2 separate regions of the Homo sapiens genome follow, and region 2 is linked to region 1. Evidence: read pairs that join two places in POLR2A ChIA-PET (ENCODE). Cell type or tissue: Panc1. All regions are shown on one strand. Each heading gives the region's core, and the rest is flanking DNA. Links, peaks and the distances in the headings are about the cores only.

What was found. Peaks named below come from ENCODE experiments on the same cell type or tissue, not always from the same donor. Only the 100,000 strongest peaks of a DNase experiment are listed, where the experiment ranks them.
Region 2: POLR2A ChIA-PET joins it to region 1 with 19 read pairs; 8 of 35 experiments call an interaction of 5 or more read pairs at or near these places.

Annotation. Positions count from the first base shown.
Region 1 is chr11:83,179,348-83,190,029 of GRCh38, forward strand. It overlaps PCF11 (PCF11 cleavage and polyadenylation factor subunit), which reads left to right. Exons shown (of 16, transcript NM_001346413.3): 12 at 1,661-1,844; 13 at 2,507-2,662; 14 at 3,052-3,144; 15 at 3,691-3,726; 16 at 5,332-6,447. The coding sequence ends at 5,547. ANKRD42-DT (ANKRD42 divergent transcript) reads right to left here. Exons shown (of 3, transcript NR_149009.1): 3 at 5,144-5,506. It overlaps PCF11-AS1 (PCF11 antisense RNA 1), which reads right to left and starts at 8,137. Exons shown (of 1, transcript NR_133914.1): 1 at 6,174-8,137. In Panc1, for the core only: no CTCF peak of the experiment used is centred there; no DNase peak of the experiment used is centred there.
Region 2 is chr11:83,105,149-83,115,830 of GRCh38, forward strand. It overlaps LOC124902725 (a long non-coding RNA gene), which reads right to left. Exons shown (of 2, transcript XR_007062802.1): 2 at 6,374-6,552. It also overlaps the pseudogene COX5BP4 and the pseudogene C1DP5. Among named protein-coding and RNA genes, the nearest start is that of LINC02951, 13 kb to the left of the region's middle. In Panc1, for the core only: no CTCF peak of the experiment used is centred there; no DNase peak of the experiment used is centred there.

The DNA.
Region 1 (10,682 bases), core at 3,455-7,454:
CAAGTGATTCTCCTGCCGCAGCCTCCTGAGTAGCTAAGATTATAGGCACCCATCACCACGCCCAGCTAATTTTTGTATTTTTAGTAGAGATGGGGTTTCATCATGTTGTCCAGGCTGTTCTCGAACTCCTGGGCTCAAGTCATCTGCCCGCCTCGGCCTTCCAAAATGCTGGGATTACAGGTTTGAGCCACCTATTTCTTATAATACACATAATTTTCTGTTTCTTGATTTACCACATCTGGACATAATCTCTTAACTTTCTGAAAGTGATTTAGGCTGGGCGCAGTGGCTCATGCCTGTAATCCCAGCACTTTGGGAGGCTGAGGTGGGCAGATCACCTGAGGTCAGGAGTTCAAGACCAGCTTGGCCAACATGGTAACATGTCTCTACTAGAACCTGTCTCTACTAGAAATACTAAAATTAGCTGGGCGTGGTAGTGGGCACTTGTAATCCCAGCTACTCGGGAGGCTGAGGTGGGGAGAATTGCTTGAACCCAGGAGGCGGAGGCTTTAGTGAGCTGAGATCGGGCCACTGCACTGCATCCTGGGTGACAGAGCGCGAGACTCCGTCTCCAAAAAAAACGGGCGGGGGGTGGATTTAGCTAGCTCTTGTAGTGTCCTACTAACTCCCCTCCATGTAGTTATAAGACTGTTTTTTATTATTCAGTATTAATATTGTGACTAGATGTTTATTTTGTTGCTGTAACAAAGTACCAGTGTTCTGTTATTTGCTTTATTCTATTTTTTTTTTTTTTTTTTTGAGATGGAGTCTCACTCTGTGGCCCAGGCTGGAGTGCAGTGGCGTGATCTTGGCTCACTGCATCCTCCGCCTCCCGATTCAAGTGATTCTCCTGCCTCAGCCTCCTAAGTAGCTGGGATTACAGGCATGTGCCACCACACCCAGCTAATTTTTGTATTTTTAGTAGGGACAGGGTTTCACCACGTTGGTCAGGTTGGTCTTGAGCTCCTGACCTCGTGATCTGCCCACCTTGGCCTCCCAAAGTGCTGGGATTACAGGCGTGAGCCGCTGTGCCCGGCTATTTTTTTTTTTTTTCTTGGAGTTAATAACTGCTCTGTTTGTTCACTTACTTGGTCTTCTATATATACCTGTTTCTTCCCAAATAGGGAGCCCAGAATTTAAAAAACTAATTATTTGTTGACCACAGCAAACTAATTATTGTTTCCCAATGGTATTCTAAGTTTTCTCTTTAGTTATCCATACTATTATTATTTCTTCTGTCCTTTTTTCACTGTTACACCAGAGTGGAGAAGTTGAATTATTCAGAATGCCAAAGATCTAGAGAGGTGAAATTTAACTGTTCTGCCATGTCCATCTTGACTTGACTCCAAACTAAAATAAGCTAACTATTGCCTTGTTAGCTAGCACAGGATCATTTCATTTTTAGCTAAAAGGAAATAAATAACTGGGTCAGGGCTATCAATAAGAAGACAGGCTCCATCTTCCAAAAGTCACCAAAGTTAAGGTAAAGAGGGTCAATCACATTGTTAGAGAATAATACTGATCTTTGGGTATTAACTGTTTCAGCCAGCTCTTGGTTTCACCATTGTTACAGTATGGAAAATTGAAATATTTGTAATTGGCTTTTAAAGGCCATTAAGCCATATTATCAACACTAAAGATTATTTCTTTTTCAAAATAGACGTTATGACAGTGTTATAAATCGACTGTACACTGGTATTCAGTGTTACTCTTGTGGAATGAGGTTTACAACATCACAGACAGATGTTTATGCAGATCATTTGGACTGGCATTATCGGCAAAATAGAACTGAAAAGGATGTTAGCCGAAAAGTCACTCATAGACGTTGGTACTACAGTTTAACAGTAAGTAACCCATGTGCCTCCATAGTATCTTTTAGGCTTAAATTATATCATTCTAAAAGTATATTAATTTTAATAATTATTAAAATTTAATTTTAATTAAGTAATTTAATAATTTTAATAACTGCTGGAATCTAACATTGAAATTTCCTGAATAAAATTTGACCCCTAGAATATAAACAGATTTTTTAAAAAATGAATTTTGAAGAGTATTTTTTTTTTTAAATTAAGATTAGAGTATAGCATACAGGCTTGTTCTAGCTCTAAAAGTCCAAGGCTTTGACCCCTGGAATATAAACACATTTTTTAAAAAATGAATTTTGAAGGGAATTTTTTTTTTTTTAATTAAGATTAGAGTGTAGCCTACAGGCTTGTTCTAGCTCTAAAATTCCCAGGCTCTAGGACTGTTTTTTGTAAAAAAAAAAATATACTTGAAGCTTGTCTTTTTTGAATTAGTAGTTGTAACTATAGAGTTAATGGAAAAGATCTTAATTATTAGTTTCATGTTGTCATTAGTTATATGTTTCAAAGTATAATTTTAAATAATATTAGAGCATAATGTAGAAAATAGTATACCCCTACCTTTAAATGGCATTATATTGAAGATACACAGTAAAAATTTAGAAATAAATGGAATAATCTTTTAAAAATCAACTCCTTTTAAGGACTGGATAGAATTTGAGGAGATAGCTGATCTGGAAGAACGGGCAAAGAGCCAGTTTTTTGAAAAGGTGCATGAAGAAGTTGTGCTCAAAACTCAAGAGGCTGCTAAAGAAAAAGAGTTCCAAAGTGTACCTGCTGGACCAGCTGGAGCAGTTGAGGTGAGAGAAGAACGTTTAAGTTTTCTCACAGTGGGAGTGTCCCTCACTTCCTTTATGTAAATACTCATAAACACATCACTATATTTATATCCCTGTTTTAATGATTTTAAGACTTCTTGAAAGCTCTACTCTTCAATTTTACTCTTACAATCTAGCTTTGAGTTTCATAACTACAGTGGCCAAAAGCAGTGAAATGTTTACTCTTTTTACTGGAAAGATTGACAGAATCCCATAAATGTATTTTGAATCATACTGTATATTGGACATTATTCAAACTTTTGGAACACTCATAAATTCTTTACTCCACTTAACAGTGTTTGTATATTTTTACTTAATGGGGTTAAATATGGTCTATTATGTAAATTTCATTTTATATGATTCTATTTTAGAGTTGTGAAATCTGTCAAGAACAATTTGAACAATACTGGGATGAAGAAGAGGAGGAATGGCATTTGAAAAATGCTATTAGAGTAGATGGAAAGGTAATTTTCATTTCTTTATAAGGAAGTGTTAAGATTAGTGTTTTTTTGTTGGGTTAACACATTACTTTGAAAGGAGGCGGTTCATAATAGTTTTTGTTTGATTTTTGGTCTTAATAAAAAGGGTATTGGACTTTAGTAATAGAATGTTTGAATTAGAAGGGATCTTAGCAGTCACCCGGTTCTGTACACTTTACACAGGAGGTTGCACTATTAGTCAGTGACAGACCCAGGACTAGGTCTTCTGAATCTAGTTAGTCGTTTTTCTGTCGACCCACACTATTTTGATTGTGGATTTATATTTCATCATCAAACTATACTGTGCTGAAAACAAAGCAAGTTAGGCTAGATACTTAAATGGGCCAAGAGAAGTCAGTTTTTCAGACTCTTTAAGCATAAGGATGAAAATTTGGTTTTATCCATTTTGGGACCAAATAATTTTTGTCTTCTTTCCAAAGACTATCTTCTGGCTTAAAGTTAAAAAGAAATATCAGAATAGCCCATTAGAAATGAATACGCACATATTTACTTTTTTTCTTTTTGCTTCAGATTTATCATCCATCATGTTATGAAGATTATCAAAATGTAAGTTCTTTTTGGTTACTGTATTTGTTCTCATTTGCATTAATAAATTTTACTTTTCAGTTTTTTTTTTGCATCAGAGCAATATTGTTATTTTAAACTTAATATATTGAACTGTTTTTGTTTTTTGATATAGCATTTAGGTTGTTCAGTAAAAACTGGTGCCAGATTGACAGAATTGACATATATGAATATCATTTTCTGTGATAACGCAAACAATTAAAATTTTGAAATTTATCATTCCTTGCATTTTATTCACTTGAATCATGGTATCTTTTACTAGTCCACTAGGCCCAAAGAAATGTGAGGAAAAGTGAAGATAAGGATCCTGATGGGGATACGTTTCTAGAGCTATGGGTAGCATTTACTGCTATTTTTTTTTCTTACATCTCTATTCAGCCATCTAAATAGGTATATTCTTTTTGTTGTTTTGTTCTGAGACAAAGTTTCGCTCTTGTTGCCCAGGCTGGAGTGCAATGGCGCAATCTCGGCTCACTGCAACCTCCACCTCCTGGGTTCAAGGGATTCTCCTGCCCCTGCTTCCCAAGTAGCTGGGATTACAGGCGTGCACCACCACACCTGGCTAATTTTGTATTTTTAGTAGAGACAGGGTTTCACCACATTGGTCAGGCTGGTCTTGAACTCCTGACCTCAAGTGATCCACCCACCTTGGCCTCCCAAAGTGCTAGGATTATAGGCGTGAGCCACCGTGCTCGGCCAAAATAGGTATACTTTTTAATGATCACATACGGAATCTAAAAATGATACCAGTCGTTGACCTTAAAAGTTCAAATGGTCGGCTGGGCGTGGTGGCTCATGCCTGTAATCCCAGCACTTTTGGGAGGCCGAGGCGAGTGGATCACCTGAGGTCAGGAGTTCGAGAACAGCCTGGCCAACATGGTGAAACCCTGTCTCTACTAAAAATACAAAAATTAGCCAGGCATGGTGGCGGGTGCCTATAGTTCCACCTGATTGTGAGGCTGAGGCAGGAGAATTGTTTGAATCCAGGAGGTGGAGGTTGCAGTGAGCTGAGTTCATGCCACTGCACTGCAACCTGTGCGACAAGAGTGAGCTCTGTCTCAAAAAAAAAAAAAAAAAAAAAAGTTCAAATGGTCATATTTGTAGTCTGTTTTTAAAATCAAGTAATGGAATAAATAGGTTTTTAGAGATAATGGGTTGGAGGCAATTTGGAAGGTTTATTTAGGTTGTCAGAAGACTAGTGTTGAGGGTGATGGTTTGTGGGGATTTAAAAAATCCTCAGACTATTTGAAATTAGGGTAGTAACAAGTCCCAGGATATATGTATGAGTTTAACATCTATGTAGAGATTAAAATGTAGAAGCATGTCTAATCAACTTTTTTTGGCTGTATAATGTCCTATAACTTAGCTGTTAACTGCTTAACTCACTGCTGAGTACATATTGAACGTGCAATATATATTTTATTTCTGGTTGTCTTTATGGCACATTTTGTTGGGAGGCAGGTGTTTCATTTGCATTTGGTTGTATGTGTGTTCTCTTGTTCATACAAGGGTCTTACAAGACTAAATGTTATTTAATGTGAGAATTTTGAACTTTCATCAGTACTCATAGGGCCTTTCATTTTGTAGACATCTTCATTTGATTGTACACCATCTCCCAGCAAGACACCAGTTGAAAACCCCTTGAATATTATGTTGAACATTGTCAAAAACGAATTGCAGGAACCCTGTGACAGTCCCAAAGTTAAGGAAGAACGAATTGATACACCACCAGCTTGTACAGAGGAAAGCATAGCAACACCCTCTGAAATTAAAACAGAAAATGACACAGTCGAGTCAGTTTAAATAAAATGAGAAAGGTATGTTTTTCTTTTTTAAAAAAGCTGCTGTTGGATCTAGAAGGTGAAGAATTTTTTTATGTATATATAGACATATCTATATAAATTGTCTGGCTGAGGCAGGGCCTTCAGCTATCATTTGGTTAATAAATACATTTTAGTATTTGCATTTCCTACTGCCTGCAGAGTTTCAGGTGCTTGTTGTGTGAAAGTTCTGTAGATGTGTGCAAATTTAACGAAATGAAATTGTATGTGTAAAAATGTACGATTTTTCACTGTGCAACTGTAAATTATAAATAAAAAATATTTTTGCTATTCATGGAGTGTAATATTTATGCACACCATCAAATAGTTTCTGTACTTTTTATTGGGTAAAAATGGAATTGAACAGCAACCTCAACATAAGATTTTTTTTCTAGTAGCCTCCCACTGATTAAAGAAGCAAGTTTGAGGTTTCATCCTTCAAAAGGGGGTTCCGAGAGAGCACCGTAGGGCTTTTCTCAAATAGAAAAGCCAGATTTTGAAAAAATTTTAAAGATAAAATAGGACATATTTTGCAGATATATATATATATATACACAAACACATCTCCAGGTATAGAGAACCATCCAGATGTTCACTTTTGAAAATATCTAATGATGCAAAGTTTTATTCTTGAACTTGGACACTGATGCCATCAAACAATTAACAAATATATTTAAGTACTAAAGGTGATTTTTTTTTTAAAGACTTTTTCAAATTGTCAAATGATTTAATGCAGATGAACATATTTCTATTTTAAGTAACGGGAATCTGTAAGAATGTTTGCTTGAGATATGGTTAACTTTTTTCTTTTGTTGGTTTTGACTTAGATGGACACCATGAGATGTTAATATTCATACATGTAATAAATAGAATGATGAAGAAACTTTGTTTGTACTTCTTTATTTCTTGAAAAGCTTTAGAATGTGACTTTCTTGTTGTCTTTCATCTGTTTTTTGAAACATGAACATGGTACTTGCTATGAGCCAGGCACTCTGAGACAGGTTAGTCTTTTCTGCCATTTATTGGAGATAGGCATATAAAACACTGAGTTTTATTGAGCACATAGTATGTGGCAGGCACTAGCACTTTCTACATGTATTTTCTCTGGTATTCACATCTAATAACTACATGGTAGATGGTGTCCCCACTTTACAGATGAAATTAAGCCACTCACTTTAAAATTTTTATAAGAATTTGAACGTGGCTTTGTTTCCTCTAATTCCATACAATTTCTGCAATTTTAAAAGATACCCCCAAATTGATTGTTAGGATAGAAATAAGCACACCAAACTACTGGAAGGTGGCTAAGGAAGATTCTACAAAAGTGGTGACATTTGAGTCTTGGAGGATAACCAGGAGTGGAGTCCATACTGATGGGAAGGGTATCTTTGGAAAATGAACAGCAAATGTAAAGGCTTAAAATACTTTTGTGTTTTCAAAAATTGACTTCTTATGGTTAAAACTCAGTAGTTTTGAATAGATTATGATGAGCCATTAATTTTTTTAGTAGAAATGGAGTCTCACTACGTAGTCCAGGCTGGTTTCGAATTCCTGGGCTCAAGTGATCCTACTGCCTTGGCCTCCCAGAGTGCTGGGATTACAGGCATGAGCCACGTGCCCAGCCTTTATTTTTAAGTAGTGAAGAGCCTTCTTGGTCATGCTAAGGAATTTTTATTAAACTGATGACCAGAGCAGCCACTAGAAATTTTAAACAGGGTGACATCCTATCTGCATTTAAGCTTTTTTATTTTTTTAAGAATCAAGTGAATACAATTTTAGAGATTGCTAAATCCAGAGAGGTCCAGTGGGAAAACTGGTAGCCATTGGATTTGAGTTGTAAACACGTAACAGCTGAACTTACGTATATGAACACTGCCATAGGAACTGAGGTCTGTGAATCCAAAAATGTAGGCAAAACTTCCTGTTGAACATTTTTCTGGGGAAACCACCATAGCTTTTATCAAATGCTTAAAGGTATGGAACATTCTAAAAGGAAGGTGATATTCAAACCTAAAAGTGTATCAACGGTATCCACATGGAGAAGAGGGTCAAGGATGGGGGAACAAAGACTGGTAGGTGGGAAGGTCAAAAAGAAAATGGGAAAACCAGCAATGGGAAAATTTTTTTTTTTCTTTTTTTGAGACAGTCTTGCTATGTTGCTCAGGCTGGATCAGTGCAGTAGCACAATCTCGGCTCAGTGCAGTGGCACAATCTCGGCTCACTGCAACCTCTGCCTCCTGGGTTCAAGTGATTCTCCTGTCTCAGCCTCCCAAGTAGCTGGGATTACAGGTGCCCGCCACCACGCCTGGCTAATTTTTATATTTTGAGTAGAGGCGGGGTTTCACCACGTTGGCCAGGCTGGTCTCGAACTCCTGACCTTAAGTGATCTGCCCGTCTTGGCCTCCCAGAGTGCTGGGATTACAGGTGTGCGCAGGAAGAAAATTTCAATGGACGAGGTAGTCAACAAAATGAAGTCAAGAAAATATGTAAGACTCAGAAATACTCTAACTGTTGACCTAAGAACAGCTGAGTATGGGTGCCAACACCTGGTGCAATGGGTAGTGTGGATGAGAGGTAACAAAATATTAAAAGCTATTTTTTTAAATGAAGTTTAACTCCAGAGATTGAATTGTAGTTAGACAAATAGGAGAGGCATTAGCATGTTAAGAGGAGCTCAGTGGAGAAATGGGTTGAAGATGGAGATGACCGGTATACCAGTCTCAAGGTTGTAACAAGATAGTATCAACAATAGCACAGGAGGGGCGGGGCACAGTGGCTCATGCCTGTAATTCCAGCACTTTGGGAGGATGAAGTGGGTAGATTGCTTGAGTGTAGGAGTTCAAGACCAGCCTGGGCAACATGGTGAAACTCCGTCGCTACCAAATATATGAAAAACCAGAGGGACACTGTCTGCCAAAAAAAATAAAAGCACAGGAAGGATTTAGCTTTGGAATGGAGGTGGGCCAGTGTTCTCCAAGATGGCCACTAGTATTTACAGTTGGGTTTGAGTTCAATTCTTATTTTCTCTTTGAGGTAGAAGGCCAGATGTAAGGCAGTGATCCAGATCTGCCCCATATTTGGCTGTGCATTAGAATTATAGTGAATTTAAAACAAATTTTAATACTAAATTTAGAGATGGGGCCTTACCAGGTTGTCCAGGCTGGCCTCGAACTCCTGGGATCAAGCCAGTCTCCCACCTCAGCCTCCCAAGTAACTAGATTACAGGTGCACACCACTACACCTGGCTTAGAATTAGTGAATATTAAGAGATTCCTAATCTCTGGAGAGTCTCATTTAGTTGATTCGCATTCAGGGGCACTTCTAGTATTCAAGCTCCATAGTTTTTTCTAATGAACAGCCAGATCTGGTAAATAATTCAGAAATCAACATCAACAGCATCCCCAAAGATAGAAAAAGAGTCAATACATAACACTGTTAGCTAGAAGTAGTAATCTAACACTGTAAAGTGCAGTAAGGAAAATTAAATGAAGCCTCAGAGATGATGGAACATTTTCTTTTAAATTGAATTGAAGTTTGAGAGAACAAGTAAAAGGAAAAGTATGTGTTTCCTAAAATCTAAAGATTTCATTAAGTTTATATCCTCCTGGTTTTAGTGTAATTTTCCCACTGAAAATGTCCAACTTTGATGCTTTGGAAAATAGAAAGCAATCTCATTGCAATTCAGCTAAAAATAAAAAGCTTTGGGAAGAAAAATAAGGAATTACATATAAAAAATTAAAACATTCTCATATAACAGCTTAGTATATACATATTTTTTATATGACTGACCTTACAATTTAGTACCAAGTAAGCAACCTAATGGAGGTTTACACAAAATATTCAGGAAAATCTGAGGAGGCATCTAACCATGCTGCAGGTGGAAAAATGTAGCTGCCTAAATGGAGGTAGAAATGGAAAATAAAGACTATTATCAAGAAAGACCTGCACTCTTGTAGAATTGGGAAGTTTTTTCCTAATCCTAAATGGGGTCAGCTCCCAGAGATAATGGGCATTGTGTTGAGCAGGTGGGGAAGAGTAGCTAAATAAGAGCCAAAAGGTACCCAAGGAGTACCCCTGTGAAGATTTGGGAGTGAGCACCAAAAGAAGAACAAGAATGACTGGGAAATAACAGAAAATGGCACATAGGCAGAAAGGAGTACAGACTGTCACCAATATCCACTTCGTTTTTTGTTTTTGCCTGGGGTTGGCCCTGCTCCCTTCTCTGAAACAAGATATAAAAAGCTGATTTATGATATCCTGCTTTATCACCCCACTTTAGAAAAACTGAGGTAGAAGTGGAGGACTAGTCATATTTACTAACTGGAATCATACCTTCCTTCCTACTCACAAAAGGTTCCAGTTCTCTAGAATACTGAGATGACCACTCCAGGATGTATTCTGAACCCTGTTTCACTTAAGAAACTTCTTCCAGGCTGGGCGCGGTGGCTCACGCTTGTAATCCCAGCACTTTGGGAAGACGAGGCGGGCGGATCACAAGGTCAGGAGATCGAGACCACGGTGAAACCCCGTCTCTACTAAAAATAAAAAAATTAGCTGGACGTGGTGGTGGGCGCCCGTAGTCCCAGCTACTCGGAGAGGCTGAGGCAGGAGAATGGAGTGAACCCAGGAGGCAGCTTGCAGTAAGCCAAGATTGCGCCACTGCACTCCAGCCTGGGTGACACAGCGAGACTCTGTCTCAAAAAAAAAAGAAAAAAAAATTTCTTCCATAGTCAGGCACTTACCTTGAAATCCCATGCAGTCTGGATATTGCATCTTAGCTTTTTTATTAAAATTACTCTTATTATCAATGACTTCTTGCTAAAACCAGTGTGCTTTTCTTAGCTTCTTAATCTCTTCTGGACCACACTCACTTTATTGTTTTTGAGACAGAGTCTCGCTGTGTTGCCCAGGCTGGAGTGCAGTGGCGTGATCTCAGCCACTCAGATTTTGGATAAGGATTTCAGATTTTGGATAAGGACTGAAAATCTCAGATTTTGGATAAGGGGTGCTCAACGTGTATAATGTTATACAAAATAATTTCTTTCTGATTTTCACAGTCTCCTTTGTAAGATGTCCCTTTGCCCTTTTTTTTTTTTTTTCCCTGAGACGGACTCTCAC
Region 2 (10,682 bases), core at 3,399-7,398, 74 kb before region 1:
TTGTTTTTGAACTTTAAGAATCAAATCATTTATGTAGTAATATTATTTTATATTTGACTTCTTTAGCTTAATATGTTGTTGTGTGTTTATTGTTCCACTGTAGTGTTCTGTTGTAAAAATATGCCAGCTTTTATTTATTCATTCTACTGTTTATAATGATGTTAGTTGTTTCCAGTTTTTTGCTGCTATGAATAATGCTGAGTGCTGCTATAAATATGCTTGTTTATGTCTCCTGATGCACATATTCATGCATTCTTATCCAGTACATTCCTAGGAGTAGAATTGCTGGGTTGTAGGAATGTATATATTCAACTTCCATAGCTAATACAGAGAGTTTTCCCGATTGGTTATACCAATTTACCTTCCCATTAGCAATGTATGAGAGCTGTTGCTCCATGTCTTCACCAACAATTGGGATTGTCTGTCCTCTTACGTGGGTGCACAGTCATATTTCATTGTTGTTTTAATTAACATTTCCCTGAATACTGACATTCATTGGCCATTTGGATATCTTCTTTTACAAAGTGCCTGTTCAAGACGTTTGCCCACTTATAAAATTAGATTTTTTAGACTTTTTCTTATGATTTGTAGCTGTTTTTCTTGTATACTAGGGATATGAGTCCTAGTAGATTATATGTGTTGCATATATCTTCTGTCACTCTGGTTTGCTTTTTCATTTTCCTAGTGCTATCTCTTGATGAATAAAGCTCTTCATTTTCATGTAGTCAAGTTATCAGTCTTTTCCTTTATTGTGCTTTTTTGGGTTATGTGTAGGAACTTTTCATCGTCTCAAGGTGGATACGCTCCTGTGTTATCTCCTATAAGGTGTGTTGTTCTATCCTTCATATTTAGGAATATAGTACACCTGGAGTTTTTGTATTATCTTTTCATTTTTAGCACTTGGATATCTAATAACCCAGCATCATTTATTGAAAAACTTTTTCCTACTGTTCTGAAGTGTCATTTTTGTCATAAATTAGATGTCCTTATGGAAGTTCATTTCTGGGCTTAGTATTTTCTATCCTTGCAACATTACCATACTGACTTAATTGCTATAGCTTTATAAGTCTTGATATTCAATGGGACAATTACTCCTACCTTGCTCCTTTTCAAAAGTTTATTTTCCATTCTGGGTCCTTTCCATGTTTCTATAAATTTGAGAATCACCTTATGGAGTCTTATAAACCAAGTCCTCTTGGAATTTGGATTGGAATTGCATTGAATCTGTAGATAATCTGAGATGAAGCAGTATCTTTAGTGTAACTGGGTCTTCCAATCCATGAATATGGTACAGCCTCTCCTTAATTTAGTTGTTCTTCTTTTTTTTCAGGTGGGTTGGGGGAGAAGGAGCCAATTCAATGTCTAGTCTTTACTGGAAAGAAGAAACTTTACAGCGCATTTTGAGCAATTTAGTGCAGAGTCTCAGTGGGTCAACTGGCGGGGCACCAGATAGTAATGGATTTCACAGTTAGGGCATTGCTGGGTCTCACCTTTGTGCAGCCAAAAACTAGAGGACAGCACTGTTGTACTCTTCACAGATGCAGCCCACTATTCACTTGTTGGTGATGGAGGAGACTAAATTAGGGTCTTCTTTGGTGCCAGAAGCTTCCTTTTGGAGTAGTGTATTCTATGGGTCCAGTCCCTTTCATGCAGCCATTATGACCTACATCTCCAGTCCAGACACATCACCATCAGTAGGAACACCACCTTCAGATGCCATGGAGCACATCAAGGCCACCCACTGGAACCATGGGCCCTCAGAGTCTGCAAGGGCAGCACTCCAACTCTGTGGCATAACCTCAAAGCCATATGCTCACGACAAGCAGCAGCACTTCTGGGAACAGGCTTCAGAGACAACTTGAGTTCTTCCTTAATTTCTCTCAGTAAGATTTATAGTTTTCTATGTACAGGTTGTGTACTTTTTCTTTGTGTGAACTTATTCCTATTTGAAACTTCAGATGCTGTGGAAATTGTATGTTTTTAAAAAAGTTTTCTAACTGTTTATTGTTGGTATGTAGAAATATATCTGATTTGCATACTGGTCCTTTATCCAGCAACCTTCTTAAATTCACTTTTTAATTCTAATAATTTATCTGTAGATTCTTTTGGATTTTCTATGTATGTAACTATATCATTTGTAAATAATGCCAGCTTATTTCTTCCTCTTCCTCACTCTGACATTCTAAAATGTCTCCTCTTTTCTATAAGTACTTTAAAAATAATGATTAAATAATTTATTTATCTGGAGTTTATTTTGAGCATTGAGTATGCAGTGTGGCTCTAAGCTAATTTTTTTCCCAGATGGATATCCTGATTTTTATGTAACAGTTATTAAATAAACCATCTTTCCTCAATAATTTGAAATGAGACCTTTATAATAGATTAAATTCCTATGTGTATTTGATTTCACTTTTGTGGGTTTTTTTTTGGATCACTGAACTCTTTTAGTTATTGTAACTTTAAAATGTTTTAATATTTGGTAGATCTTCTTATTTATTTTTGGAATATATATTTCTATTCTTATTTAATTTTTCATATAAATTTGGGAATCAGCTTATCTAATTCCAAGACAAAATTCTATTTAGATTTTTATTAGGAGAGCTTAAGTTATAGATTCTATTTATAAAGTTGAGCTTTCCGGATAGGTGCAGTGACTCACACCTGTAATCCTAGCACTTTGGGAGGCTGAGGCAGGAGGTCAAGGCTGCAGTGAACTGAGATTGTGCCACTGCACTCCAGCCTGGGTGACAAAGTGAGACCCTGCCTCAGAAAAAAAAAAGTTGAGCCTTCCTATCTTTTTCTCTGTTTCTTTTCTTTTCTTTTCTTTTTTGGCAGAGTCTCACTCTGTTACCCAGGCCGGAGTGCAGTGTTACAATCTCAGCTCACTGCAACCTCTGCCTCCCAGGTTCAAGTGATTCTCCTGCCTCAGCCTCCTGAGTAGCTGGGACTATAGGCATGCACTACCACGTCCGGCTAATTTTTGCATTTTTAGTAGAGACAGTTTTGCTATGTTGGGCAAGCTGGTCTCGAACTCTGGACCTCAGGTGATCTGCCCGTCTCGGCCTCCCAAAGTGAGCCACTGCACCTGTCCAAGGGCTACCTTTCTAGTGGTTCAAATTGTTTGTGTCACTTAATACTTTAATATAGATCTTGTGCATATATCAATTTATTTCTAGACATTTATCTTTTTTGTTGGTACTGTTAATAAAGCTATTTTCTTCATTATGTTTCCAAACTGGTCATCGTTTGCTTGAATGTTGCTTATTAACCTTTCTGTGAGTTAATTTTGGGTTTTTTGTTTGTTTTGGTTTATTTTGTTTTTGCTTTTTCTTTTTTTTTTTTTTTTTTGAGACAGGATCTCACTCTATTGCCCAGACTGAAGTATAGTGGTACAAACATGGCTGAATGTAGCCTTAACCTCCTGAGCTTAAGAGATCCTCACACTTCAGCCTCCCAAGTAGATGGGACCACAGGCGTGCACCACCATGCCTAGCAAATTTTTTTGTTTTAATTTTTATAAAGATGAGGTCTCTCTATATTGCCCAGGCTAGTCTCAAATTCCTGGGCTTAAGCAATCCTCCTGCCTTGGCCTCCCAAAGTGCTGGGATTACAGGCATGAGCCACTGAGACCAGTCATTCTGTGAGTTAATTCTGTAATCCAACCACTGAACTAAATTCTCTTCTTGTTTGTAATAGTTTTTCAGTTGATTCTCTTGTTTTTCTCAGGTAAGCAATTTATATAATTTTTAAACAACATGTAATTTACTTCTTCCTGCCTGTTTTTTATTTCACTGATTTCTATTAAGAGATTTTAAGCAGGAGAGCCCTCCTGCTTAAATCTAATCTGATTACAACATCAAAAGATTACACTGGCTGCAAAGGTGGAATCAAGAAAATCATTTAGGTGTCCAGTAACAAAAGATGGTATCTTGAGCTAAGAGAGTGGCAGTAGAGGTAGAGAGAAGTAGGGAGATGGGAGATATATTTTGGAGGTCAAATATGTGGCAGAGAAAGGTTAATCATATTATTCTAAAGATTTGGAAAATTCTTGGAAATCTTAGAATATAAGAATCATAGTTTATTAGAAGAGACCGTAAATATAATCAAGAGTCTCTAACCCGATGCATTCTCAGTTTCACTACAATTTCCTGGCTACTTCCAGTGGTAGAGAACTCACTACCTCCCATGTCAGCCATTCAATTTATTCAATTCACTCCACAAACCCTGCTCTTTGTCAGGTACTGTGAGGGACCCTAGAAAACATGGATAATGAAGATCCACTCCCTTCTCTGGGGAAGTAATGAAGATTCACTCCCTTCTCTGGAGAAGCTCATAGAAATGGACAACTCTTTTGGAAAGTCTCTTTCCTGGCTGGGCAATGTGGCTCAGGCTTAGCAACCTTTCTAATGGTTTAAATTGTTTGTGTCACTTAATACTTTAATATAGATCTTGTGCACTTCTTATCAATTTATTTCCAGACATTTATCTTTTTTGTTGGTATTGTTGATAAAGTTATTTTCTTCATTATGTTTCCAAACTGGTCATTGTTGGCTTGAATGTTGCTTATTAACATTTCTGTGAGTTAATTTTGGGTTTTTTGTTTGTTTGTTTTGGTTTGTTTTTGTTTTTGCTTTTGTTTTGTTTTTTCTTTTTTGAGACAGAATCTGACTCTGTTGCCCAGACTGAAGTGCAGTGGCACAAACATGGCTGAATGCAGCCTTAAACCTCCTGGGGTCAAGAGATCCTTCCACTTCAGCCTCTCAAGTAACTGGGACCAGTGGCTCATGCCTGTAATCCTAGCACTTTGGGAGGGCAACGCAGGCGGATCGCTTGAGCCCAGGAGTTGGAGATCAGCCTGGGCAATATATGGTGAAACCCGCATCTCTACAAAAAAATTAAATACATAAATACAAAAATTAGCTGGGCATGGTGGCATGTGCCTTTAGCCCAAGCTATCTGGGAGGCTGAGATAGGAGGATTAATTAAACCAAGGAGGTCGAGGTTGCAGTGAGCCATGCTCATGCCACTGCACTCCAGTCTGGGTGACAGAGCAAGACCCTGTCTCAAAAACAAACAAACAAAAATTTAAATGGCAAATCTACATATGAATTCAATACAGTAGACATTTAAACCTTGCACTGCCACATAATTATTTATTTTGTGAAAAAATGACATACTTTTTGAATATGTATACATCAAAACCAAAAACTAAATGTTTACTTTTTTGTTTATTGACAGCTTTTTGTTTGTTTCTTGTTTTTTGTTTTGTCTTTTGAGACAGGGTCTCACTCTGTTTCCCAGGCTGGAGTGCAATGGCACCATCAAAGCTCACTGCAGCCTTGATTTCCAAGGCTCAACTGATCCTCCTGCCTCAGCCTCTCCAGCAGCTGGGACTACAGGCACGTGCCATCATGTCTGGCTAATTTTCTCCATTTTTTGTAGAGACAGGGTCTCCTTATGTTGTCCAGGCCAGTCTTGAACTCCTGGGTTCAAGTGATTCTCCTGCCTCAGCCTCCCAAAGGCTGGGATTACACGCATGAGGCACTGTGCTAGGCCTCTACTGACAACTTTTTTTTTGTTTTTTGAGACAGGGTCTCACCCTGTTACCCAGGCTAGAGTGTAGTGGCACAGTCTCCACTCACTGCAACCTCCAGGTTCAAGCAACTGTTGTGCCTCAGCCTCCCAAATAGCTGGAATTACAGGCGTGCACCACCACGCCCAGCTAATTTTTGTAGAGACAGAGTCTCATCATGTTAACCAGGATGGTCTCAAACTCCTAGGCTCAAGCAATCCCAAAGTGCTGGGATCACAGCCTCCCAAAATGCTAGGATTACAGGTATGATCCACTTTACCCAGCTTTTACTAGCTTATTAAGTAACCGGAGAGTTTAGTCCCTACAGTTTTATGATGCATTTTTAGGTTTCAGTTCCCAGAGGTCATTTTTTACAAATGTTGAAGATGTACCTCTGTCCAGCTTGCCAGCCTTTTTCTGTTATTTCCTTGACTGTGTTCATATATATTCTGATTCTTTCCAATTCCTTCCTGCTTTACTAGCTGTTTCTTAGTATTAACTCCTTGAGTTGCCAAATAAACTCAAAACTTTAAATTTAATGTGTACATAGAAACTAAATCCACTTTCACTTGTTTAAGTGGGTCCAACTTCTGCAACAACTCATTTCAAGAAACAGACATCATGGTCTTTAGCATATTATCCACAGCACCAGTGTAATTCTCAAGCATTGACAAATATTCATGAATTTCCACTGGATGGTCTTCATTAATTTCTTCATGTGCCTTAATGACTGACTCACAGCCTTCAAATCCAGTCTGCCAGAAAGTGGCCAAGCAATGATGGTATCAATTCATACTTTCATTTTGGTTTAATGTGTACTTTTTTTTTTTATTATTAGAGACAAGTTCTCGCTCTGTTCCTACTGAAGTGCAGTGGTGGGATCATGGCCTTCTGCAGCACAGAACTCCTGGGCTCAAGCAGTCTTCCCATCTCAGCTTCCCAAAGTGCTAGGATTACAGGCATTAGCCACCAGGCTCAACCTAAAAAAAAAAAAAAAAAACCCTGTCTTTTTAGGAATTTATTATATCAAGTGTATGACTAGCTTTGGAAACAATATACTAAACAACTATGTAATCAATTACCTTGCTAGGCTCAGCAAATACTAGCTGATTACCATTACAAAAGTATTTGTCGACTGAAAAGCCTGGGAATAAAACTAATAACACATATGGAAGGAAGTTGATAAATGTTGATAAATGTTACAAGTGAAATAGAAATATTTGATTTATCCAAGATAAGCGATGATACAAAGTCTGCTTTTACAGACAACAGACACGATTATAATATCCATTTCCAAATAATCAACCTTTTTTTAAAATGGGCAACAGTCCACTACTCTTCCAAAGTATTAATAGTTATGTTAATCATGTGTTCAAAATCCTCATCCTAGTTAACCATCAATATATTTAATGAAGATATTATCTTCTTGATAAGGCATTTTAATGCAGCATTTGAATAGGACTAAATTTACAGTATCAAAAGTCTTAATACAATTTGATGTGTTTTCCCAAATGAGTTGCAGAAAAATGACAAGGGGAGAAGAGTGATTTTTCTATAAAGGGGGTAACCCTGGTCAATTCAGAATTAGAGACAGCTGTGAGTTATAATGGGTTCCTCTGAGAATTGCCATGTTTAAATTAAACTGATGATCTGATAGCTCGGGGAATAATTCCTGGTGCAAGTGTTGTGGGCATTTTGCATCCTGCATGATGTAAGATAATTTTTCTCCCTGAATGTTTTCTTTAAATCTAGGTAATTTGAACTAGTATAAACAGCATTGGTGGCCAGGTGTGGTGGCTCATACCTATTATCTCAGCACTTTAGGAGGCTGAGGTGAGAGGATCACTTGAGCCCAGGAATTCAAGACCAGCCTGGGCAACATAGTGAGACCCTGCCTCTAAAATAAAATAAAATAAAATAAAATAAAAATCATTGGTTATCCTATCAGAGATGTCTGACTTTGCATTCTGATATGAATGTTTTGGAGAAATCTAATAGTTTTTTTTATCTTGCACATGTTACTTTTCTAATTTTTTCATACTTAAATAGATTATAATATTTCCCTAATAAAGATGCTGTGAAATTGGATAAATGCAATGTGTTTATTTTCACTCATTTGATTTCCATATACATAAATGTATATATAACTAACATAAACCCTTACTTAGTAGGTGTTTAGTAATGTCAGAGAGCAAATTCCCTACCATGTATTCCCTTTCTTTTTAAGCCATTCATTTGCCTAAGTAATTTCTCTCTCTCCTTACCCGACATTTATTGTGTCATCAAGTTCTTTTGATTTGGCTTCTGCAATGCTTTTCCAATTGGTTTCATAATTTTCATTCTTTCCTGAATTCTCAGTTCAGGATTGCAACGACCTTTTAACTAATTTTTTTCACTCCCTCTAGTCTTGCCACTTCCATTCCATCTTCCACACTGTCCAGAGCTTCTCAAAACACAGTTCTGATTATGAGTCAACATTTCTTGCCTAAATAATTTTAATGACCAATCTTTATATTGCAGGGATCTTGTCTCCTTCATCTTGCATCTCCATAGTCAAACAGCATGTTCCATGTTTACCACCCCATTCTATCAGCTTCTGACGTTTTCTGTGATTGGATTAGGTTATAGCAAACTTTCTGAACAAAAGATCTATAACTAACTTTTTATTTTATTTGAGACGAAGTCTTGCACTGTCACCCAGGCTGGAGTGCAGTGGCACAATATTGGCTCGCTGCAGCCTCCACCTCCTGGGTTTAAGAGATTCTCGTGCCTCAGCTTCCCAAGCAGCTGGGATTACAGGTGTGTGCCACCACGCCTGGCTAATTTTTATATTTTTTAGTAGAGACGGGGTTTCACCATGTTGGCCAGGCTGGTTTTGAACTCCTGACCTTAGGTGATCCACCCACCTTGCTTTCCCAAAGTGCTGGGATTACAGGCGTGTGCCACCGTGCCCAGTCTATAACTGACTTTAAAACACATGAAAAAGATGTTCACTTAAAATAAGGGATGTGCAAATTAAAACTAAGATATTAGCTTTCATCAGTTTGGCAAACATCAACAAGTTTGACCATAAATTATTTTGGCCAGGATGTGGGGAAACATTCTCAAAGTTTATAGGAGGACAAATTGGAACCATCATTTTAGATAACAGATTTTTTTTTTTTTTTTTTTGAGACAGGGTCTCACTCTGTCACCCAGGCTATAGTGCAATGGCCTGATCTCACCTCACGGCAACCTCTGCCTCCCAGTTTCAAGCAATTCTTGTGCTTCAGCCTCCCGAATAGCTGGAATCACATGTGTATACCACCACGCCTGGCTAATTTTTGTATTTTTAGTAGAGACAAGGTTTTGCCATGTTGGCCAGACTGGTCTCAAACCCCTGGCCTCAAGCCATCTGCCCTCGCTTCAGCCTCCCAAAGTGCTGGGATTATAGGCATGAGCCACCACGTTTGGCCTAGAGAATAATTTCTTAATATTTATCAAGAATGACCAAAAGTTTGACCCAACATTTTTAATTTATCCTACAGAAATACACATGCAAAGATATATACAAAGAATATTCATTGCAGTATCATAACATAAGCATCCCAAAAGATGGGAAATAGCCAAAATGTCTATCAACAGGGTAATGGTTATGTAAACTGCAGTGTATCCATAAAATGTAATCCTACGGAGCCATTAAAAAGAATAATGCAGGCTGGGTGCACTGGTTCACATCTGTAATCCCAGCACTTTGGGAGGCCGAGGCAGGCAGATCACTTGAAGCCAGGAGTTCCAAGAACAGCCTGGGCAATATGGTGAAACCCTGTCTCTACTAAAAATACAAAAATTAGCTGGATGTGGTGATGCACACCTGTGATCCCAGCTACTCAGGAGTCTGAGGCACAAGACTCACTTGAGTCCAAATGACGGAGATTGCAGTGAGCCGAGATCACGCCACTGCACTCCAGCCTGGGCATCAGACGGAAACTGTCTCAAAAAAAAAAAAAAGTGATGTGCGTGTACTGATACGGAAAGATCTCTGAAATAAAGTTTAAAAGTGAAGTGCAGAGCAGTGTATGTAGTATAATTTTTATAAAATTTTAAAAAATATATACATATATATTAAATATTAAAATATCTCTGGAGTGATATACAGGGGTTAAGGGGAGTGGTTGCCATTGAGGAGGTGAGCAAGGGACAAGGGATTCAGAGTGGTAGAGAGACTACTCTGGCAAAGTTTTTTCATCAGGCACAGAGCAATGGTTAAGCAAGTTATGGCAGATCACCTTGATGATATGAGTCTGGTAAATCTCATATATCAATTCTGATGTCTATTGCATCTCAAAACAGTCCTATGAGGTGGCATTGTTTATCTCTAACAGAGAGGCAAATTGATGATGGATGAGATTGAGTATCTGGTTGAGATCCTTTTATTGTTAGAAGCAATAGGGATTATGAATCCAGGACTATCTGGCACCAACTCCCTGCAGCCTGCCTGGAAAGTATCTCAGCTGTAAAAGAGATCCCATTGTATTCCAAGTATCATTCATGTCTGTGCTCTTTCACCACTAGACTGAAAGCTTCTTGAAAAGAAGAACCATACATCACTTCATCATCGCCACTATCACAATGACTAGCGCACGACAAGTGTTCAGTAAAAGTTTATTGACTTGAACAGTTAGATGATTTTCTTTAAGCAATCAGATACTTATGAGATGTAAATGCCACGATCTGCCATCTTTTCTAAAAGGTAGACTATTTTGATTTGTGTCCTCATCACACGAAGCAATTTAAGAAAGAAAAAACAGGATGGTGAGTGTAAAAACTACAGCCGCAGAATTCAGGAGCAGGCTGTTTTCTTTGATGGTGTTTGGTTTTCCAGGGCATGAGAGAAGAATTCAAAACTTTCTACAAACACTTGCCTCTCCACAGAACTGACAGGGCTAAGTGTGAAACAGACTCTGCACTTTATCCTGTGAAATGTTTTACTAGATGGCTCTTGTTTCTAGCTCCATTTAGACTGCTCAGAGCAGAAGCTGGCCCCCGCCTGTTTGCCCCCTGGAGGATTCCCATCACATGTCAGTGATGTATGTGTTCCCACTAGCTCTAGTGACCTGCCTCTGCGATG